2 separate regions of the Homo sapiens genome follow, and region 2 is linked to region 1. A link is an interaction called in ENCODE POLR2A ChIA-PET data of the cell type or tissue named here. Cell type or tissue: Panc1. All regions are shown on one strand. Links, peaks and the distances in the headings refer to the core of each region. The heading gives the core; the rest is flanking DNA. Region 1 overlaps SLC60A2-DT (SLC60A2 divergent transcript). Region 2 has its middle 22 kb from the start of CCN6.

Region 1 (10,439 bases), core at 1,433-9,432:
CATCTCCACTAAAAATACAAAAATTAGCCAGGCAATTTTTGATTAGCAGGCACTTGTAATCCCCGCTACTCAGGAGGCTGAGGCAGGAGAATCACTTGAACCTGGGAGGTGGAGGTTGCAGTGAGCCAAGATCGCACCACTGCACTCCAGCCTGAGTGACAGAGCAAGACTCCATCTCAGAAAAAAAAAAAAAAAATCCTTATGAATATTACATATGCATGTAATAAATATTAATTTAATTATCATGCAGAATGCTTTCATCCATTTGTAATGAAACTGACTTGCCTGCAAGTCATAACATGCCTAATTTTCCAAAATCTTTTTCGCCATCTCAATTATTGAAACAGTAACATTGCTCAATGACATAGGATAAATCATTTCAATTTGATTTCTTTTTATCTTCATACTAATAACCTCTTACACAGCCGGCAAAATCAATTTTGCCTTAACATTGTGTGGCTTACCACATTTTTCAATCATTGTGCTATTCTGAAAGAAACAATAAAACCATCTTTCTGATTAGGAAAAATTTGTTAAACATTCCAATGATAGTAAGACAGCTTTCAAAGTTCTCAGGATGCTGTATCTCTGCCAACTTATTGCTCTGTTTCTTTGTAAAGTGGTCACTTAATCTTCATGGTTTCATTGCTTCCTGAGAGAAAAACATGTTAACAAAATGGAAATATTGGTAACTGTTCATTTGTGGACAAAGATATAAGACCTAATTTGAAATATCCAACTGAATATTGATACTTTTCTTCATAATTAGTGAAATAAGGACTGAATAAATATATTAATATAGGTAGAGAACAATCACTGTAAGTGCAACGTTATACATACAGACTGAGTTGTAGTAGGTGAGTATCAACTACTCAAATACCACGAGTGACGTTATTGCCCTTGATGATTTTCCAAAATGGAGAACCTAAAACAAAACGCAACCTTCCCTTGTGTTACATGATATTTTACTTTCTTGGAAAACTCATTTATTGAAACTATGCTAAAAATACTTGGTGCCTATATGTACAAGAGAGAGTCTGGGCTCAGATAATCAAAAAGAAATATTTTTCCTTCATATGAATATTTGGCAGGACATTCAAAAATTGGACAGTATGTGGGACTATCCCACACATGTGGAGCTCTAGCATGTTGAGCCTCTGCCCACTAAATGCTAATAGCAGAGTTACTATGACACCCTCACACATTTTCAAAGCACCCCCTGCAGCCTGCAGGACTTCATGTTTTTTATTTATTTATTGAAGACAGAGTCTCGCTCTGTCAACAGGCTGGAGTGCAGTGGTGCGACCTTGGCTCCCTGAAACCTCCACCTCCTAGGTTCAAGCGATTCTCCTGCCTCAGCCTTCCAAGTAGCAGGGACTGCAGGTGCGCGCCACCACGCCCAGCTAATTTTTTTATTTTTTGTAGAGAAGGGGTTTCACCATGTTGGCTAGGATGGTCTCGATCTGCTGACCTCGTGATCCACTGGCCTTGGCCTCCCAAAGTGCTGGGATTACAGGTATGAGCCACCACATCCGGCTTCATCTTTTTTTTTTTTTTAACTGCTCCTTCAATTGAGAATCACAAGATAAAAAGCATCTGCCTCAAAGGTTTAATACCTTTAGCATCAAAGGTTTAATACCTTTAGCATCATTTGAGACTCAAATCATTAAACTCAAAGGTTTAATACATTTAGCATCTTTTCAGAAAATACTATTTGCTGAGAATGCTCAAATGGCCAGGGCAACAGAAGAGAGTGGTATTCTCTCTAAATGCTACGAGGATTCTAGATAAAAGTCTTCTTTTCCAAGTTACTTCTTGATAAAAGTTCATATATCATAAGACATTCAGAGGTACTTTTTTTTCTTCTTAAGCACCAAAGCTCTTTTGGATTTGTACGCATAGGATGAAGAATGGCAATTGCTAGGCAGTAGAGCCTCACCAATGAAAGTTGTTTGCTCTCCAGTATCTGAAGAGACTAGTCTTTGTTTGAAAACCTTGTGATAATGTCACTTGGGGCAGACACCTTGGAAGAGGATGCCCATTCTCTTCAAGACCCATGATAACCATCCTTTATTGCCACTAGCCCCATAACTAGGATCAAATCTTGACATCTCCAGGTGGGCAGGTACACACTATGATCCAGGAGGAAATAACACCAAAATAACTGCAATATTTTGTTAATATATATGAATGGAAACCTGGTGAATGTGTGGAAGTGGATGCTAAAGGTATTAAACCAAGGAAAACAGAATAGAACACTAGATCCAGCTGAATTCACTGCTATGGATACACTTTACTAGGGACTGCAGGTTCAAAGTGTCAGTCCATGCAGCTGGAGATGGCTGTAAAAGCTTACTTGGTTGGTTGACTAAAAATTTCGACTCACTGGTGGTCTACAGTTAATGAGGTTGAAATGCTGGAGCTTCCTTGGCATGATGTGAAGGAAGTAATCCAAAGGCTAGCCTCTGTCTTTTTCCATAGCAAACTTCAATGCTGGAAGATTTTTGAGAAATGGCTACAAAATCCCATAGGAAAGAAAACATGAGCCAAATATTTTCAGGTGTAAAGACAAAAGATAAATAGTTTGAAGATGAAAGAACTCTTGGAATATTATTTTCATAAATCCATTTGAGAAATGTTAGAAGGTTCAGTAGAACAAGAGATGAGTGGAGAAACAACTGCAGACGGGATTGGCAGTGAGCTTTGATGCAAATCACAGGACAAAGACAAATATGAGGATTACGGTGGAAAGATGGAATTTAAATGTTATTAGCCCTGATGATGTAGAAATGATAGAGCAATAAAAAGTGGAAAGCAATGGATGGAAAAGGATGAAAATATACTGATTTTTTTGTTTGTTTGCTGGATACTATGGTGTGTGTCTGTAATCCTAGCTACTTGGGGGGCTGAGGCAGGAGGATTGTTTGAGCTCAGGAATTTGAGACTAGCCTGAGCAAAATAGTAAGACCCCATCTCTAAACAATTAAAAATTATATATATGAAATAAAGTATACTGATTCCTCATCTTTAATAACTAGAGGTGAAAAGTTATTACTTAAAGCTAATTAAATGAATAGTAGAGTTATAAGTATAAAATGGAATAATACAGAGGTAAAATAATTAGAGGTAAACATGAAGAAAGATAATATTACTAAAATCAGGTGATAGAGAGGGGGAGATGGAGGAAAAAATATGTTAATTCTGTCATTGTAAATAGAAGAAAACTATTATATACTGTTGGAGTGGGGGAAGGAGGAGAAGATGAATTATTCAGTGAGTAGTAACTAGTATCAAGAAAACTGGAAAAATCCAGTTGACCCTTCAACAGCACAAATTTGAACTGCATGAGTCCACTTATATGTGAATTTTTTTCAATAAATATATGGAAATTTTGGGGGGATATTTGCAACAATTATAAAAAACTTGCAGACAAATCACATAGCCTAGAAATATGGAAAAAAGAAAATGTTAGGTATGTCATCAACGCATAAAAATATGTAGACACTTGTCTATTTTTATCATTTACTACCATAAAATATACACAAATCTATTATTAAAATGTTAAAATGTATCAAAATTTACACACACAAACATCAGACTACACATGGCGCCATTTGCAGTCCAGAGAAATGGAAACAAATGTGAAGATGCAGTATTAAATCATAACTGCATACAACTCACTGTAGTACACACTGTACTGCTGGAATAATTTTGCAGCTGCCTCTCGTTGTTGTCGTGGTGGGCTCCAGTGTTGTGAGTATCCACCCAAAACGTTGTGTGACGCTCGTCGGTCATCTCCACTTGCCCAGTTCATCTCTCCAGTAAATTCCATTGAAGTAAAAACTAATTTCTCTCAGTTCTTGCATTTTTTGTGTGTGTTTAGTGTGAGAAAAATGAAATCCTAAGCCCCCCAACCAACTAAACAGACTCCTTTCTCGGCCAAAACTCAGTTCCAGCTGTGACGAGATGGGGGCCTCATTACACCTGCTCCTGCTCTAACTGCTCTTAGGTTTTCTTCCTTAAGGGTTACAGAGAAGCCAGCCCTTCTGAGAGACTTGCTCCACTGCTGATAGCCACCAACCACCTGTCGCTGCCCTTCCATTTGGCAGTTTGGACAAAGCTTTCCTTCCTCATAAGAGACCAGGGTCCACAGAGTGGCTCTGGCCAGTCTACCAAGGATGAGCAGAGAGGTTTTCGTGTTGTCTGCTTCACCACTTGAAATCAGAGGGCCAAAAACTCCACCCTTGGATGGAGGGTGCTAACACTGCCACTTTTTGAACATGGGTCCCATGGAGAAGCATGAAGCTCTATTGTGCATGTGTGTGTTTCTCCTTTCATAAATAATCATAACTCCTCCTATAGCTTATTAAGTATGTATATTTGGCCACCTGCTTCAGCAAATCTCTGTCATACTCTTCCCCCTGTCAAAGTGTCTGTTTTTGGCTTCTGGCTGGAGGCTGTTCTTTCCAGCCTGTCAGAATGGCCACCCTGCAAGCTGCAACCCTTTATAAGAAAGCTCTCCTTTCCAAATGTATGAACCTCCATCGTTCTTCAGTTGACAAGTGCAATACTGTAAACCTTGAATAACACCATGGGACCCATACAAAGTGCCATTAGTGATGCCTGAAGTGCACTCAAGAAGCAGATAAAAGTCATGATATCACAAGAAAAAGCTGAACTCCTTGATATGAACCTTCGATTGAGGTCTGCAGCCACAGGCGCTGACCATTTCAGACAGATGATTCATCTTGTAAACAGACAATGTGAACTTGGTTTGATGAATACAGTAAAATACTGTACATGCATTTTCTCTTAAGATTTTCATAGCTGGGCACAGTGGCTCACATCTGTAATCCCAGCACTTTGGAAGGCCGAGGCAAGAGGATTGCTTGAGCCCAGGAGTTCGAGACTAGCCTAGGTAACATAGTGAGATCTCCCATCTCTACCAAAAAAAAAAAAAAATAGCCAGGCATGGTGGCACGTGCCCGTGGTTTCAGCTTCTCTGGAGGCTGAGGTGGGAGGATTGCTTGAGCCCAGGAGGTCAAGGCTGCAGTGAGCCATGACTGAGCCACTGCACTGCATCCTGGGTGACAGAGCAAGACCGTCTTAAAAACAAAAACATAAAAAGGTTTTCTTAATGACATTTTCTTTTTTCTATCTTAAGAATACAGTATATGATACATATACAAAATATGTGTTAGTTGACTGTTTATGTTATCAGTAAGGCTCTGGTCAATAACAGGCTATTAGGAGTTAAGTTTTGGGGGAGTCAAACATTATGCATGGATTTTCGACTGCATGGAGTGTAGGGACCCCAACCCCTGCATTGTTCAATGGCCATTTTTTTTTTTAAGACAGGTTTTCACTCTGCCACCCAGGCTGGAGTGCAGTTGCATGACCTTGGCTCACTGCAGCCTCTGCCTCCCAGGCTCAATCAATCCTCCCACCTTAGCCTCCCTAGTAGCTGGGACAACAGGTGCACACCACCACACCTGGCTAATTTTTGTATCTTTTGTACAGACAGGATTTTACTGTGTTGCCCAGGCTGGTCTTGAACTCCTAGGCCCAAGCTATCTGCCTGCCCCGGTCTCCCAAAGTGCTGGGATTATAGGTGTGAGCCACCACACCCAGCTCAATTGTACCTTTTTTTTTTTTTTTTTTGAGACGGAGTCTCGCTCTGTTACCCAGCTGGAGTGCAATGGTGCAATCTCGGCTCACTGCAAGCTCCGCCTCCTGGGTTCAGGCCATTCTCCTGCCTCAGCCTCCCAAGTAGCTGGGACTTCAGGCGCCCGCCACCACGCCTGGCTAATTTTTTGTATTTTTAGTAGAGACGGGGTTTCACCGTGTTAGCCAGGGTGGTCTCGATCTCCTGACCTCGTGATCCTCCCGCCTTGGCCTCCCAAAGTGTTGGGATTACAGGCATGAGCCACCGCGCCCGGCCGCCCAATTGTACTTTTTAAAAAATGGTTAGAATTCAACTTTATACCATATATCAAAATCAATAATAACTTAGAGATTTAATGTAAAAATGAAGCCATAAATATATCAGAAGGAGTTTTAAGAATGTATTTATATAGAAGAGTGGGGAAGGCCTTTCTAAACACGTCAACAATGACAGTGCTGTGGTCTGAATGTGTCCCCCACCAAATTCATATGTTGATACTTGATCACCAATGTGATAGTATCAAGAGGTGTTGACCAGGTACGGTGGCTCATGCCTGTAATCCCAGCAATTTGGGAGGCCGAGGCAGGCAGATCACCTGAGGTCAGTAGTTCAAGACCAGCCTGGTTAACATGGTGAAACCTGTCTCTACTAAAATATACAAAAATTAGCTGGACATGGTGGCACAAGCCTATAATCCCAGTTACTCAGGAGTCTGAGGCACAAAAATCGCTTGAACCCAGGAGGTCGAGGTTGCAGTGAGAGCTGAGATCATGCCACTGCACTCCAGCCTGGGTGACAGAGCGAGACTCTGTCTCAAAAAAAAAAAAAAAAAAAAAGGAGGTGGGACCTTTAGGAGATGATTAAGTTATGAGGGCAGAGTGTTCAGGAAGGAGATCAGCACCCTTATAAAACAGACTGAAAGGAGCTAGCTTGCCCTTCCACTATGTGAGAACTCAACAAGGTGTCATCTTTGAAGCAGGGAAGGCAAGCTCTTACCAGATGCTCAGTCTGTCGGTAACTTGACCTTGGGCTGCTCAGCCTCCAGAACTGTGTGCAATACATTTCCATTGTTTATAAACTACCCAGTCTAGGCTGGGCGTGGTGGCTCACGCCTGTAATCCCAGCACTTTGGAAGGCCAAGGCAGGTGAATCACCTGAGATCAGGAGTTCGAGATCATCCTGGCCAACATGCTGAAACCCCATATCTACTAAAATAAAAAAAAAAATTAGCCGGGTATGGTGGTGGGCACCTATAATCCCAGCCACTCAGGAGGCTGAGGCAGGAGAATTGCTTGAGCCCGGGAGGCGGAAGCTGCAGTGAGCCGAGATTGTGCCAGTGCACTACAACCTGGGTGACAGAGCGAGACTCTGTCTCAATAATAATAATACCACTAATAATAAAGTAATAAATTACCCAGTTTAGCTGGGCATGGTGGCTTACGCCTGTAATCTCAGCACTTGATGGGAGGCCGAGGCAAATGGATTGCTTGAGCTCAGGAGTTTGAGACCAGCCTGGGCAACATAGTGAGACCCCATCTCTAAAGAAAATACAAAAATTAGGTAAGTGTGGTGGCACATGCCTGTGGTCCCAGCTACCTGGGAGGCTGAGGCGGGAGGATGGATTGAGCCTGGAAGGTCAAGGCTCCAGTGAGCCATGATCATGCCACTGCACTATAGCTTGGGTGACAGAGTGAGATCCTGTCTCAATAAATAAATAAGTAACCCAGTCTAAGGTATTTTGTTATAATAGCCCAAAAGGACTAAGACAGAATCCATAAAATGAAAATTTTAACTAAAAAAAAAAAAAATAACTGCAGGAGTCTCTCTGGGCCTACTCTGGCTCAGGAGGCTGCCCAATAAAATAAAAATTTAAATTAAAAAAAAATTAAAAACACCATAATCAGTGTAAAAAGACAAATAACAAATAGGGAAAACTTTTAGCAATACATATGAGAGTCACAGCTAATACAGCATACGAAGAAAGTTCACAAAGTTCCCGAACAGAAAAATAAACAAAGGAGAAGAACAAACCCCCAAAGAGGAAGTGCAAATAGCTGAGTGATTTATGAGAAAAATTACACTTATTAGTAATAAAAATGCAAATTTAGACAAATGCTGTATGATTTCATGATATAAGGTTCTAGAGCAGTCAGATTCGTAGAGACAGAAAGTAGAATGGTGATTGACAAGAACTGAGCAGTGGCGGGGGGAAATGGGGAGTTAGTGTTTAATGGGTATGGAGTTTCAGTTTGGGAAGATGAAAAGTTCTGGAGATGGTAGTGATAGTTACAACAATGGCAACGTACATAATGCTATAGTACACTTAAAAATGATTAAAGTGAGGCTGGTGTAGTGGCATATAGCTATAGTTCCAGCTACTCTGGAGGATGAAGTGGGAAGATTGCTAGAGCCCACGAATTTGAGACCAGCCTGGCTGCATAGTAAGACCCCATCCCCCTCCCAAAAAAAAGGTTATATAAAATGGTAAATCTTATGTATATTTACCACAATTCAAAAAAAAAAACCCAAATGCAATTTTTAAATGAAGGCTTTTTAAAATCTGTAAACTGTTCAGTCTCTGTAATTAAAAAAATAACAGTATATAATATTATGAAGGTTCAGAGAAAGCATATAGTAACGCAACTTGACAAAACACAGCAAAGGCAAAAATACTAACCCTTCTACTCAGAAATTCTACCACTAGGAATTTTGCCTAAAGGAAATAAAGATGAGTATAAAGATTTCGCTATTAGAGTGTTCATAGCAATGGTGTTTATCACTGTGAAACAGGAAACAAATCTACATGTCCAATGATAGAGTTACAACAAATTAAAGATTCATCCATTTCATGGGATAACTGTGGAAACCATCAAAATAATGATGTAGAATTATACTGAATGACACATGTGGTAAACTTCTGTTATTTTTCTGCACAGAATCCATTCACTTTTCCAGGCAACAGGACCCTAGTTTTCTTTGAGGGGACCACCACCCTTCCTCATCTCATTTCAGGAAGTGAGTTAGCCATTACCCCACTTCAGGGCGGCATGATTCATGTCTGTTGAGTCAGCATCTCCTGACTCCTGGCTCAGTGATGGGTTCCAAGATGGGCACCTGACCTATGTTAGACCAGTGCGTTTTGATCCCAGGACTTTTTGTGCAAAAGATTGGGAGAGGGAAGTTCTTTTTCATCTGCTAGAGTTGATACAAAGGATAGCTTGGAGTTGTGGGAAAGAGGTCCCTTGAACAATGCCTACCAAAAAGAAAGCACCTGGACTTTTCACTCTTTTTCTTAAACCAGTTTGATTTGATTTTGGTTTTTGTCACTAACCAAAAAAAAAAAGTCATAAAGGATATGACATAGAAAGATGTTACAAGTCTTAAGTGAAAAAAGCATATTGCAGAATAGTATGTGTAGCACTTCTACAAATCATTTCCATAAATATCCGTAAATATAGTCTAAAGGGATATAGTCTGTAATGATAAAGTATGAGTAATTTTTCTTCTTGTTTAATGTCTCAAGATGAGCTTTTCATTCCTGTAAGATTAGAAGGCACTGTAGGTTTTCCATGAGAGTCCCTTCAGTTCCGTTACGCTAGCATTCTATTTTAGGTTTAAAATTTATACAGGAGCTTCTCTTTAGTGAAGTATCTGTCATCTGAGTCTCTGCTGTTTAATATGGAGGTATACTCAGAGTTGTTACTGTAGTGTCATTGCTTCTAGACCCTCTCTGTGGACAGAGTTAGGAAACACATGCATGACTACACACACACACACACTCACACCACATTTCCCAATTCCAATCCATCACCATAGTGTTTATTCACTTTACACCTTCCACATATGTACCTCCCTACTCCAGTAGTGAGAAACCTAGCTCCCATTTCCTTAATATATGTATTTATTTGTTCAAGCCCCTGTAAATAGACTCAATCTCCCAATTGTGTGGCCTTCTCCTTGGCCCTGGAGCAGCCATGCCAGCCAAGCTCCCCCTGGTTTCAACACTGATACCACGGACTCACTCCAGCTGCACTGGCTGAGTTGCACTGGCTAAGTTTTCAAAGGAAATCCTTAAAAGCACTAAAATAAAGTCAACATGTTCGTCCTGACAAGTTTGGACACCATTCATTTATTCAAAAAATCATCATTGAGCACTTATTCTGTGCCAGGCACTTTTCTGAATGTTGGAGATGAAAAGATAAAACAGACAAAAAGCTCTACCTTTGTGGAACTTGCAGTCTAATTGGGGAGACAATAAAGATAAATAAACTGTGCATGGTGGTTCATACCTGGGATCCCAGCACTTTGGGAGGCCCAGGTGGGAGGATCACTTGAGCCCAGGAGGTCAAGTTCAGCCTGGGCAATAGAGTGAAATTCTGTCTCTACAAAAAATCAAAAAATTAGCCAGGCTTTGTGGTACATGCCTGTGGTCCCAGCTACTCCGGAGGCTGAGGTGGGAGGATCCCTTGAAGCCAGGGGTTTGAGGCTGCAGTGAGCTGTGATCAAGCCACTGCATTTTTGTCTGGGTGACTGAGTGTGACCCTGTCTCAAGGAAAACCCAAAAACAAACAAACAAAATAAATAAATAAGACCAGGCATGGTGGCTCATGTGTGTAATCCCAGTACTTTGGGAAGCCAAGGTGGGAGGATCACTTGAGGCCAGGAGGTCAAGACCAGCCTGGGCAACATAGTAAGACCTCATCTCTATAAAAAATTAAAAATTAAAAAAATTAGCCAGGCATGGCACATACCTGCAGTCCCTGCTTTTCAGGAG
Region 2 (10,439 bases), core at 957-8,956, 790 kb before region 1:
AAGTAATTTGGGTTAAAGTCAACCAGATTTATTTACTGAGCAACTTCTCCAATCCTTTAACTACCCAGTGCACTCATCCCCAGTAGGAAGATACGACAGGCAACATTTTCCAAACAAATTTGACCATGAAAACTTTTTTTAAAGAAAAAGGAAAATCCCGGAAACAGGCTTTGGAACATATTGCTCTCTCAGGGTATAATTTAAACTTTAAACTTTTTGGATATTCCTTAATATTTATCAATTGACTAGTGTTTTTACAGGTAACTACCTTATGCTCTCTGTGCTGTATTAGTTACTGGGAGATATAATTCACATGAAACAATTAGAAAATAGCTGCACTGAACTGAGTTGCATTTTTAAAACAAAATAACATTTAATTTTTTTAAAATTAAGGAATAAAAGAGAAGGCTACATAAGTCAAAGAGGCCTTTGTGGAGGAAGTGGTACTTTCTTTGAAGACCTTGAAGAATGAGTAGGGTCTACATGTGCAAGAGAGCAGAAGAACAGAAATTTACTTTGAGGAATTGGCATGAGCCAGAACCTAAGAGCAGGAATGAGTGCAATGGGGTATGATATGGGGATAGGGCATGGGGCAAGAGGGACAGTGAGTGGACCAGCCTCAATACAGTATCAATGGGAATACTGAGTGTATGCAATAAAAAATGACCTTATTCATAAGGTGATACCCAGTTTTCCCAATGAGATAATTTTTAAAGAAAAATTTTAGTAGCCAACCTGAATGTGTAAACTGGTAAGGAGGTAGATAAATTAATCAACATCTCCTTGTAATATTTATTAATGTAGCACCCATGCTGTTACAAACTGAATTCTCCAGAAACAGATGCTGAGATGGAGTTTGGAATGTGAAATACTTTTTAGAGATCAATACCTGTCAAAGAAAGAGAAAAGAAGCAGGATTTAGCAGAGGAAGATATTAAACTGTGAAACAAGCCTGACAAAGACGCCACTAACCCTGCAAAGAGCTCTGGAGCAAATGTTGCCTACCAGAGTTACCCTCAGTGAAGCCAAAGTGGCCAGGGCCTTATGTCTTTACCTTGCTTGGTCACCTGATGTGGACTGGCCCAATAGTGAGACCTCGGCCTAGGGAGGCCTAGTAGCTAACCCTGCTGAGGAAGGCCCTGATGGTGTCAATGTGTGGGCAGCAAGGCTTTCCTTGAATGCACATGCTTGTTTACAGTCATATCTTATACAACATACAAACAATACTTTTCTCCATCACATTTTATACATCAGTTTTTGAAACTCTTCTCGTGAATCACCATGATCCCTTAAGGCCATATTTTGAGTCATCTATCACAATTTTACAGAGTACCTCATCTCTACAGTCATCTAAGATATTGGATATATGGCATTACTTCAATCCATGGATGAAGCTGTTATTAAATATTTTATCCAAGCCACGATTTACCAGTTCCACCCCATTAGATTAGCTTTTATAACCTTTTTCCTGTAGTTGCATACTCATGATCTCCACAAAGTACCTTCTTACTGTATTTTTTAAGTAATCTTTCAAAAATAATCACTTTTAAAATCTTAGAAGTAAGATCACACTCCCAGAAGTAATTACTAGTATTTGATGTCTTTTCCTACATTTTTTTTGTTCGAACAGGTAACCTCAATAAGCATCCCAAGCTAGCACTGATTTCAGTCTAAAATGTGATCCCCAAGCAGTGAACTTTTTTTCCAAATAAAGTAGTAGAGAAAATACACACATTACCAGTGCTTTTCAAAAGGCACCCAGCTTTGTAAAGACATATCTAAAGTGACTTTCTATTTGCCAAGAGATGATATTAGGAAAGAAATCTTGATTAATATTTTGGATGTACATGCCAAGTTTGTCCGGGTGACATGAGGCCAGGTCACCGAAGCACTGAAGATAAAGGAGAGTCATTTAGATGGAACATCACTGTGGTTATGAAACAGGAAAGTAGCCTGATAAACATCATCTTAGGAAACTCTGTGCAGCTAAAGACAGTCTTAAGATGTGTTTGGGGAAATACTGTGGAAACAAGTAGTCATCTCATAACTGATATAATTAGAAGTTATAATAGCTTGGACTTTAGGGATGGCACAGGAAAGGAAATGAAAGAAGTTAATGGAAACACATTTCTAAAGAATTAATAACCTTGAAAGCATGTTGGATGATAGAAGCATAGGAAAGTGAAGCGCCAAACAGGACTTTAAGAACCTAAAAGGAATACTTTATTTTTCAATTTGTTTTTATTATTATTATTTTATTTTTATTTTTGAGGCAGAGTCATGCTCTGTCATCCAGACTGGAGTGCAGCTGTGCGATCTTGGCTCACTGCAACCTCCGCCCCCTGGACTCAAACGATTCTCATGCCTCAGCCTCCAGAGTAGCTGGGACTACAGGCACCTGCCACCACACCTGGCTAATTTTTGTATTTTTAGTAGAGTCAGGGTTTCACCAAGTTGGCCAGGCTGATCTCGAACTCCTGGCCTCAGGTGATCTACTCACCTCGGCCTCCCAAAGTGCTGGGATTACAGACATGAGCCACTGCACCCAGCCTAAAAGAAACACTTTAAATATGTGGTCAGTATATCCTTGAGGAATGATTTCTTCATAATTTTATAGTTAGAAATTTCTAGTTGATGAATTTCTTGAAGAGATTTTAAATTACCCATGCGAAGGCCACAACAGGACACAGGGCCTGCCTGCACACCCACCTGCCCCAGCCATGGCTTTTTATCAAAAACCAAAATCAGATGTCTTTTTCTCTGCTGTCAGCACTGACCACAGTAAGTGCTTGTAAGACAAGCCCGATAGGTCACTGCAGGAGCCTAAACTGCATTACAGCCTCTGCATTCGCAGGGGCCACAGAATTATCAGATGTCTCCCATGTTCCTACTTTCCTGGGCCATGTTACTGTCCTTAATCTTGCAATCGCCATGAGAAAAGTTTTTACTTGGGAGCCCCCAGGGCTGGTACCTTTTTATTACTCTGATTTCCACAGTTAGCATACCAAAGATGATCCTTATAGGAAGGTAGTCCTTAATTAGATGATTAGTTGATTGGTTGACCAAGACTGAAGATAGAAACCTAGGCTGCCTTCTGATCTGCTCCCAAGTATACACCCAGCACGCCTCAGACTGCAGTGTGCACACAAATCATCTGGGGGAGCTCGTTAGACTGCAGGTTCTGATCAAGTAGGGCTGGGGTGGCCCTTGGAATCTGCATTTCTAATATGCTCCCATGATGCCACTTCTGCTGGTTGAAGGACCACATTTGTGTAGAAAGGTCTTCTCTATAAAGGGTAGCAGAAAGCCACTGGGAACTGAACTTGCCAAGGAGTGTATGTGCACAGAATGTAGATCAGGGAGGTATTCATGGTGAATTCAGAAAAGCCAGGAAACTAAAGGGGACAGGGACTTCAGAGCAGGCAGACTCAATCAGTAAGCCTCACCTGAGAAACCCTATAGCCAGGATGTGGAGGCTACATTGACAGTGAAATTACAGGAGCTGGGGAAGCCTGCAGAGCAGCTGTCAGTCTCCTGCCTCTCAGAGGAGGGTGTGGAGGAGGGGCACCAATTTTGGCAAGAATGAGGACTACTTTATTATGGAGAACTCCCTAATTATGCAGTTAGAGAACAGTGTGTGGCACATTCCGGAGCCTACACGGCTCACATAAGGATTCCACTGTTAATTTTGAAAAGAGAAATAGCAATGCAACTTTCTTAACTCCCACACCATTCACACATTGAATTTGTGTGCCAACTCGAAGCGTACCCACTGGAAATGAAAACAGACTTAAAGCCAGCCCTCAAACTGAAGCTTGTCAAGCTGCAGATATACAGGGGAAGGGATATACAATGGAAGAGATATACAGAGGAAGCGATAGATATACAGGGGAAGAGATATACAGGGGAAGGGATATATAGGGAAAGGATACACAAGGGAAGGGATAGACAGAGGAAGGGATAGACGGGGAAGGGATAGACAAGGGAAGGGATAGACAGGGGAAGAGATATACAGGGGAAAGGATAGACAGGGGAAGGGATAGACAGGGGAAGGGATAGACAGGGGAAGGGATAGACAGGGGAAGGGATAGACGGGAAGGGATAGACAGGGGAAGGGATAGACATGGGAAGGGATAGACAGGGGAAGGGATAGACAGGGGAAGGGATAGACAGGGGAAGGGATAGACAGGGGAAAGGATAGACAGGGGAAGGGATAGACAGGGGAAGGGATAGACAGGGGAAGGGATAGACAGGGGAAAGGATAGACAGGGGAAGGGATATGGGATATACGGGGGACAGGATATACGGGGGAAGAGATATATGGGGGAAAGTATATACGGGGGATGGGATATACGAGGGAAGGGATATACGGGGGGAAGGGATATACGAGGGATGGGATAGAGAGGGGAAGGGATTTGTTTTCTTTCTCTCCTTTCAAATAAAATTTTTCTCTCTGCCATTTGAAATTGTTACATCAGATATCTATTTGTTAAACCAAAAATGGCAGAACTCGGTCTCCTAACATAGGGCCCTTAACATAGTAAGCTCTCCCTCAATGTATTATCTCATGAGCGGTCTTCTGCGCATTTACACAGTATCCAGTAAGAACAGCTTTGCAAACGTACACACATCTGGATGCTTTCCTGAGCACTTGGGTCAGATATGGTCCCTCCCTTTGCAAATACGAGCAGGCAAGGCAGATGGAACTACTAAGTCAGAAGGAGTCACTGGAGCAAATGGAATCAGTGAGCAATGTGACACCAAATCTGACCCACGGTCCCTGGCCACTCCTGCCAGCTTTGTCCCTGTGGGGCATCTAACTTTATAGAGCAAGCACTTTCAAAGTCTCTTGACTGGATTCCCAGGAAGAAAAATATTTTATACCAGATCCCAACACACTCACCTGAAACAAGAGCTTTATGAAATCACAGTCACCCATGTTACATAGTCACCCCATTTCTGAATGATGGTCTCTTTAAGTGCATCCTTCAGGCAATACCCTATCTACACTTTTTTCATGGAGTTTTCTTTATCTTACAAAAAAACTACATGGCAGCTTTTTAAATCTCCCAATACTTTAAAGCATCATCTTAATAATTCCTTTTCCCATTGCCGTCGCTGCTCAATGCATTGCTCCTGTTATTCTTCTCCTCACCAGTGAATTTTATTCTTCTCTTTTAAAACCTGGGGAAACGATTAGCACAGTGATGAGTAGCATAGGCTCACTTCCACTCCTGTGTGACCTTGGGCAAGTTACTGAGCCTCTCTCTTCTCAGTTTCTCATCTGGAAAAGGATAATAATAATAAGGCTACCTGATAGGTCAGTTGCAAGAATTGAATGTGTTAATACAGACAAGGCAATGAGAGTATTTCCGAGCGCAGCAGCAGGCACCTGCTGCCACAGCTGCTGCCACTGCTCAAATTCTCCCCTCCAGGGGAACGCACCCACTGTGAGTAGCCTCTGCTTGAGCCTCCAACGCTTATGTGTTGAACCTGGACAGTGTCCTTTCCCATTTGTTGACAGTCATGCTGCGCGCTACTTGCAACTTGCTTTTTTCTGACCACTGGAGTTAATATTTTAAGAGCATATATTCCTTTCCTTTTTAACACATCTAAAATGTATTATTTAACACGAATGACTTCAGAAGATACTAAATCTAGTTTGGACTTTAGTTTATCACAAATGGCCATTATTGAAAATATGTATTTTTATAGAAGGCTATATTGCAGTGATACTTCCTGTCAGCTATATGTTCCCTTTAACAGGTGATTCCACTTTCCATTTCTACCCTAAAATGTTGCTGTAGGGCTGGGATCCCAGAGAAGCAGGTTTGTTAAAAGAATGAATACAATTCTAAAACGAAGTAGCCTCTGTTTCAAGACCTTCTTAATGAATAACGGGCATACACTTGGTTACATGTGTTCAAGGACATTTTTCTGGCTGCTCTGGGAACATTGCTTTTTAACTATGTTCCAGATAATTGCTTTTACACAAAAAAGGCATCTCAATAAGTGAGGTGTTGTTATATGTGGTTCTCATGGTATTTCATGAGTGTGTATGGTCACTTTCCAACCTGATTCTAGCAGAGTGCAGAGACTTTTAAAAATTTCATTCACTTATTCTTCCAACAAAAGAATTACCAAGCACCTGACATTCCAGGCATTATGCCAGGTGGTAAAAATAAAAACAAGGGAACTTTATAGTTGTCAAGTACTTTTGGGTAAATTACCTCACTTACTCCTCTAAACAGCTCTGTGAGGCAAGTGATCTTGTTCCCATTTTACAGACAAAAGAGAGAGGTCATGCACAAGAGAAATAAAACGAAAAGAAAGAAGTACTGTGTTTATTAACTAACCAAAACTTCTCGACATCCCATCCCTGTTGGCCTTTACAGAAAGACAACACACCCGAAGGGTGTGGACCTTGCTCTATGAACTTATTTGGTGTTTGTCCAGCACAGCACTGCATGCAGAAAGCCACTTAGTAAATACTTTGGAGGAAGATCATTTTGATGTTTGTGAGAGTTCAGGCCATCTCTGGGAATGGGAAAAAGGATGGTAATGAACTCCAAGAACCAGAGGAAAGGAGAAAATTAGACAGTGGTCTGGGTGAGGTGAGAAAGGTAAGACTTACAGGAAAGTAATGAGGTTTATTTTTGTCTAGGGGAGAGGGCAAACTGACAGAGAGGAGGTGAGGGGTTAGAGAGGGAGGCCTTAGCACACAGAGAGCAGAGACTTAGGATCCAAGGACAGTTTCCAGGATGTTATAAATGGGCCCTAAGGAAAAGGAAACACGCTTCTCTATGCCTTCACTAGCAAGTTCTAGCCAGCAAAATGGTTCCAAATTTCTGACAGCATTTTGAATTAGCTTCAGTCTCAAATTCAAAGCAGAAACTGCCTTAAATTCCTCTGTTTCTCAATATGTCCTGTTTCTGTCGCATCGGGGAGCTAAGACACTCCTTATTGATGATTTTGCAGATGCTCAACAATGGTAGCTTTACAGATTAATCAATGAACCAAAGATTTATTGGAGATCTGCTGTGTGTGCACCATGCTGAGGACCAGTGACATTCAGATGGGAGGCCTGGCTGACAGCACACACAGCATGCTGGCGGGCAGCGACACACCTTCCAGACACACACTTGTTTGAGAGCCAGTAAAGCAGGTTATGCCTGAGTGGGAAAAAAGATCCGATAGGTAGGGTGGGGCCATATCACAAAAAGCCTGAAGAGGGAGAGGAGTGGATCCGAGGCCTTTAATTATAGTCTGGCAACTGTAGGTGTCCAGAAACTATTTGTTGAATGCATGCCTGCATGAATGATTTCAAGTAAGCATATTGTCCCAGACCCAGGACACAGTCATCCTCTCTAAATCATTCAGTCCTAAGTTTCAAATTGTGCCCAAACACAATTATGATATTTACATCTTTGTAGAATTATTCTGAGACTGTGGATGGATAGAGGTCTAACCTTTCCATGAGGACAGTGACCTTTTGCCTCCCTGGATCTACTGGATCACTTGGAAACAGAGGAGTAGACGCTGGAAGAATACAGTGCTTGGGACATAATGACCAGGCCATGCTAATTGCAGAATAATACAGAAACAGATTCTCCTTCCACCCAAAAATGTATCCAGGGCGAGCGGCCACAGAGGACATGGAGGCAGGAGACCTACTAAACAGGCCTCTTCTGTAAAACAAAAGAAATTCATACTACTACCACACCTTAAATGCCATGATTCCTTGTGCTTTCCTAACTCTCAGATGCTTTCTAGTCTATCTCATTTATCTTGACAGTCAAAGACATAGAACGGGTAGAACATTTGCAGAGTGAGCAGTAAATTAGCCGGTTTCTGAATCTTAAACAGTAAAGTCTTTCAGATGAAGAATGTGCTGGTTTAAGGAGGATGCCTCCTAAGCAAAGTCTTCAGCAGAAGAAATGTCTTCAGAAAACTTCCTGGACAGAACTACAGGCACCTTGCATTTCTCTCCTATTACTCCTCCTGCCTTCTATCTGTACCCACACCAGAACACATCTGTCGGACCCTCAGACCAGTTCTAAAGCAGCTGCCCCTTTGTAGACGAGCCCAATCTTAATCATTCCAACATAGTAACAAGAAAAAACCTACTTGGGCAGAGGTCCTTGTCTTAATGAACAAGTAGTCTGCAACCACCACCAGCAGAGGGCGTTGTCCAAAATGGCTGCGGTGAATTCAGCAGGCTGCACACAATGGAAGCATAATTCTTGCCATAGATCCTTTAAATGTCTTTCCATTAAATTTGTCTGAACTGCTCTTAACCTCGGAGCAGTTAAGAACATCAAGGCCTTTCTTCGACAGCTCTTCCCTTTCCCACAATGCGAGACTCCAGCAGTAAGACGCTTGAGAAAGGAAACGTGTAACAGATAGACAGAAAGGCTCAAGCAGGGCCTTTCCACGAAGACTCCATGTTTTTGCACTTTCTCTGTGCCACGTGACCGAACGATCATTTCACACTGGTGTAAGTCTGTGGCTTCTCTGGATTCCATACTTCTTAGCTGTATCAGTTGGGTTTGCATTTTATTTGTCCAATATAAAGGAAGGAGATGCCAGTAGTGACTTTTAGATATAATCATTGAGTTCAAATCCAAAACCCATTACTCTGTCCAAGCTTCATCGACTTCAGTATCTAGGGAGATATCCCAGAGGTCATCGCTCTGTCCCCAGGCTGGAGTGCAGTGGCGCAATCTCAGCTCACTGCAACCTCCACCTCCCGGGTTCAAGCGATTCTCCTTCCTCAGCCTCCTGAGTAGCTGGGACTACAGGTGCATGCCACCACACTCAGCTAATTTTTGTATTTTTAGTAGAGACAGGGTTTCACCATGTTGGCCAGGATGGTCTCGATCTCTTGACCTCGAGGCCCTCACGTTCTTAAAGTGAGTTCTGAGGGCTGGATGGAAGGGAGGGGGGATTGAAAAGAAGAGGCAGGCAATTGCAAAGGCAGACTGAAGCCAAGTTCTCCTAATTTTTGCCTCTTGGAGGACAGTAAACCCCTCCAGTCCAACCTGGGAATTCACCACCCAGACACATGATACTCAAAGCTCCCACGAGGAGGGTGGCAGTCCTCTGACCTTTTCACTAAGATTTAGAATCTACACATGGATCTGCAGCATGTTATTTAACTGGGGCTATCTACTCTGTGTATCAGATATCATGCCTGTCAAGATGTGAGTGTTTAAAGTCCAATTTGAATGCTGAGATTTTTTTCTATGAGAGACACTTTTGGAATCTGCCTTCTTCTAAATTCAGGAAGGATAATCTCAGCTTGTACTTAATTTCCAAACAATAGCAGCAATAGCTCTCCTACTCTGGAGGCAATTATAGAACATTATCTTGGGTGATCTTTTATCACTAGTGTTAACTGCTTTTGCAAGCACTTGGCTGCAAGTACCCATGCACAACAGGATGTGGTTAGACAGTCAAAATTCATAGATCTTGGGAGCCTTATGGGGCAAGATGGAACAGGGTGTCTGAAAACCCCTACCAAGTATATGCAGGTTTCACTGACAACGTCAAAACATGTGGTTTAATTCAACATATGTATTTAATGCCTACCATGTGCAAGACATTGTGTTTGGTGTTATGCGGGTTAAAGAAATTATCAACTCAGTCCCTGCTGTAAAGTGGGGGTATAACGTGTAATAGACTCAGACTGAAATAAGCCTTGTTTAAGCTCCATTCTGGAAGGTGTGTAGTTTTCTGGGTTTTCTCACTTTGGCCACTGAGTAGATTTGAATTATTAGGTAAGGTCAACTCCATCCAGGCAACCAACTAAAGTGACACCTGGGAGGGTTATTTAATTAAGGACCTTAAGAATGTACCAAAAGCATCCTTTGGGAAAAGATTGGACCAATAAACCAGAATCAGAATTTGATGAATGTTACCATACCGCTCATGTAGAAATCCCTAAACATACAACTTCAGATGGTAGACATGGGTCTCTGAGAGGCAATCCCACCTCCTTAGCATCCAGGAACTAGTGAAAACCAGTTCATGACCATAGGGTTTGGGTTCTGGTGTGCCCAGGCTCTCCCTGGCTGCCCCTCCTGTTGAGGTCAGCGCCTGTCCTGCCTCTCTCCAGGCTGGGATGTGTTTCTGGCCCCCCACTGCACTCTCTGCACCATGCTGGCTGCCCCAGATCTCACCTTCTCATTTGGGATTGGCTTCTCTCACAAATGAGAGTTGTCCTGGGTGTGTTCTCTGCCCTACCAGTGCTCTGGGCCATCTGTGCCTTTAGCTTTAAGATGAGAGAAGGGAGAGTGTGACCGAAAGTGTGATTTCCAGTATTTGGAGACTGAGATAAAGAAGGATTCCACCTGGAGAAGAAACAGACTCCAGATGCCCCCTGTGTAAGCCGTGACACTTCCAGCAGCTTGTTTTCTAGCTTGACCTTTGACCCCAGC

The links. ChIA-PET counts read pairs that join two places held together with the same protein. Peaks named below come from ENCODE experiments on the same cell type or tissue, not always from the same donor. Only the 100,000 strongest peaks of a DNase experiment are listed, where the experiment ranks them.
Region 2: POLR2A ChIA-PET joins it to region 1 with 5 read pairs; 12 of 35 experiments call an interaction of 5 or more read pairs at or near these places.

The regions. Positions count from the first base shown.
Region 1 is chr6:111,236,945-111,247,383 of GRCh38, reverse strand. All of the region lies in intron 1 of SLC60A2-DT (SLC60A2 divergent transcript), which reads left to right. Among named protein-coding and RNA genes, the nearest start is that of SLC60A2-DT, 17 kb to the left of the region's middle. In Panc1, for the core only: no CTCF peak of the experiment used is centred there; a DNase peak (open chromatin) is centred at 4,739.
Region 2 is chr6:112,027,144-112,037,582 of GRCh38, reverse strand. No RefSeq gene overlaps it. Among named protein-coding and RNA genes, the nearest start is that of CCN6, 22 kb to the left of the region's middle. In Panc1, for the core only: CTCF peaks have their summits at 7,972, 8,177 (motif pointing right) and 8,458; a DNase peak (open chromatin) is centred at 8,182; H3K27me3 peaks cover 1,644 bases.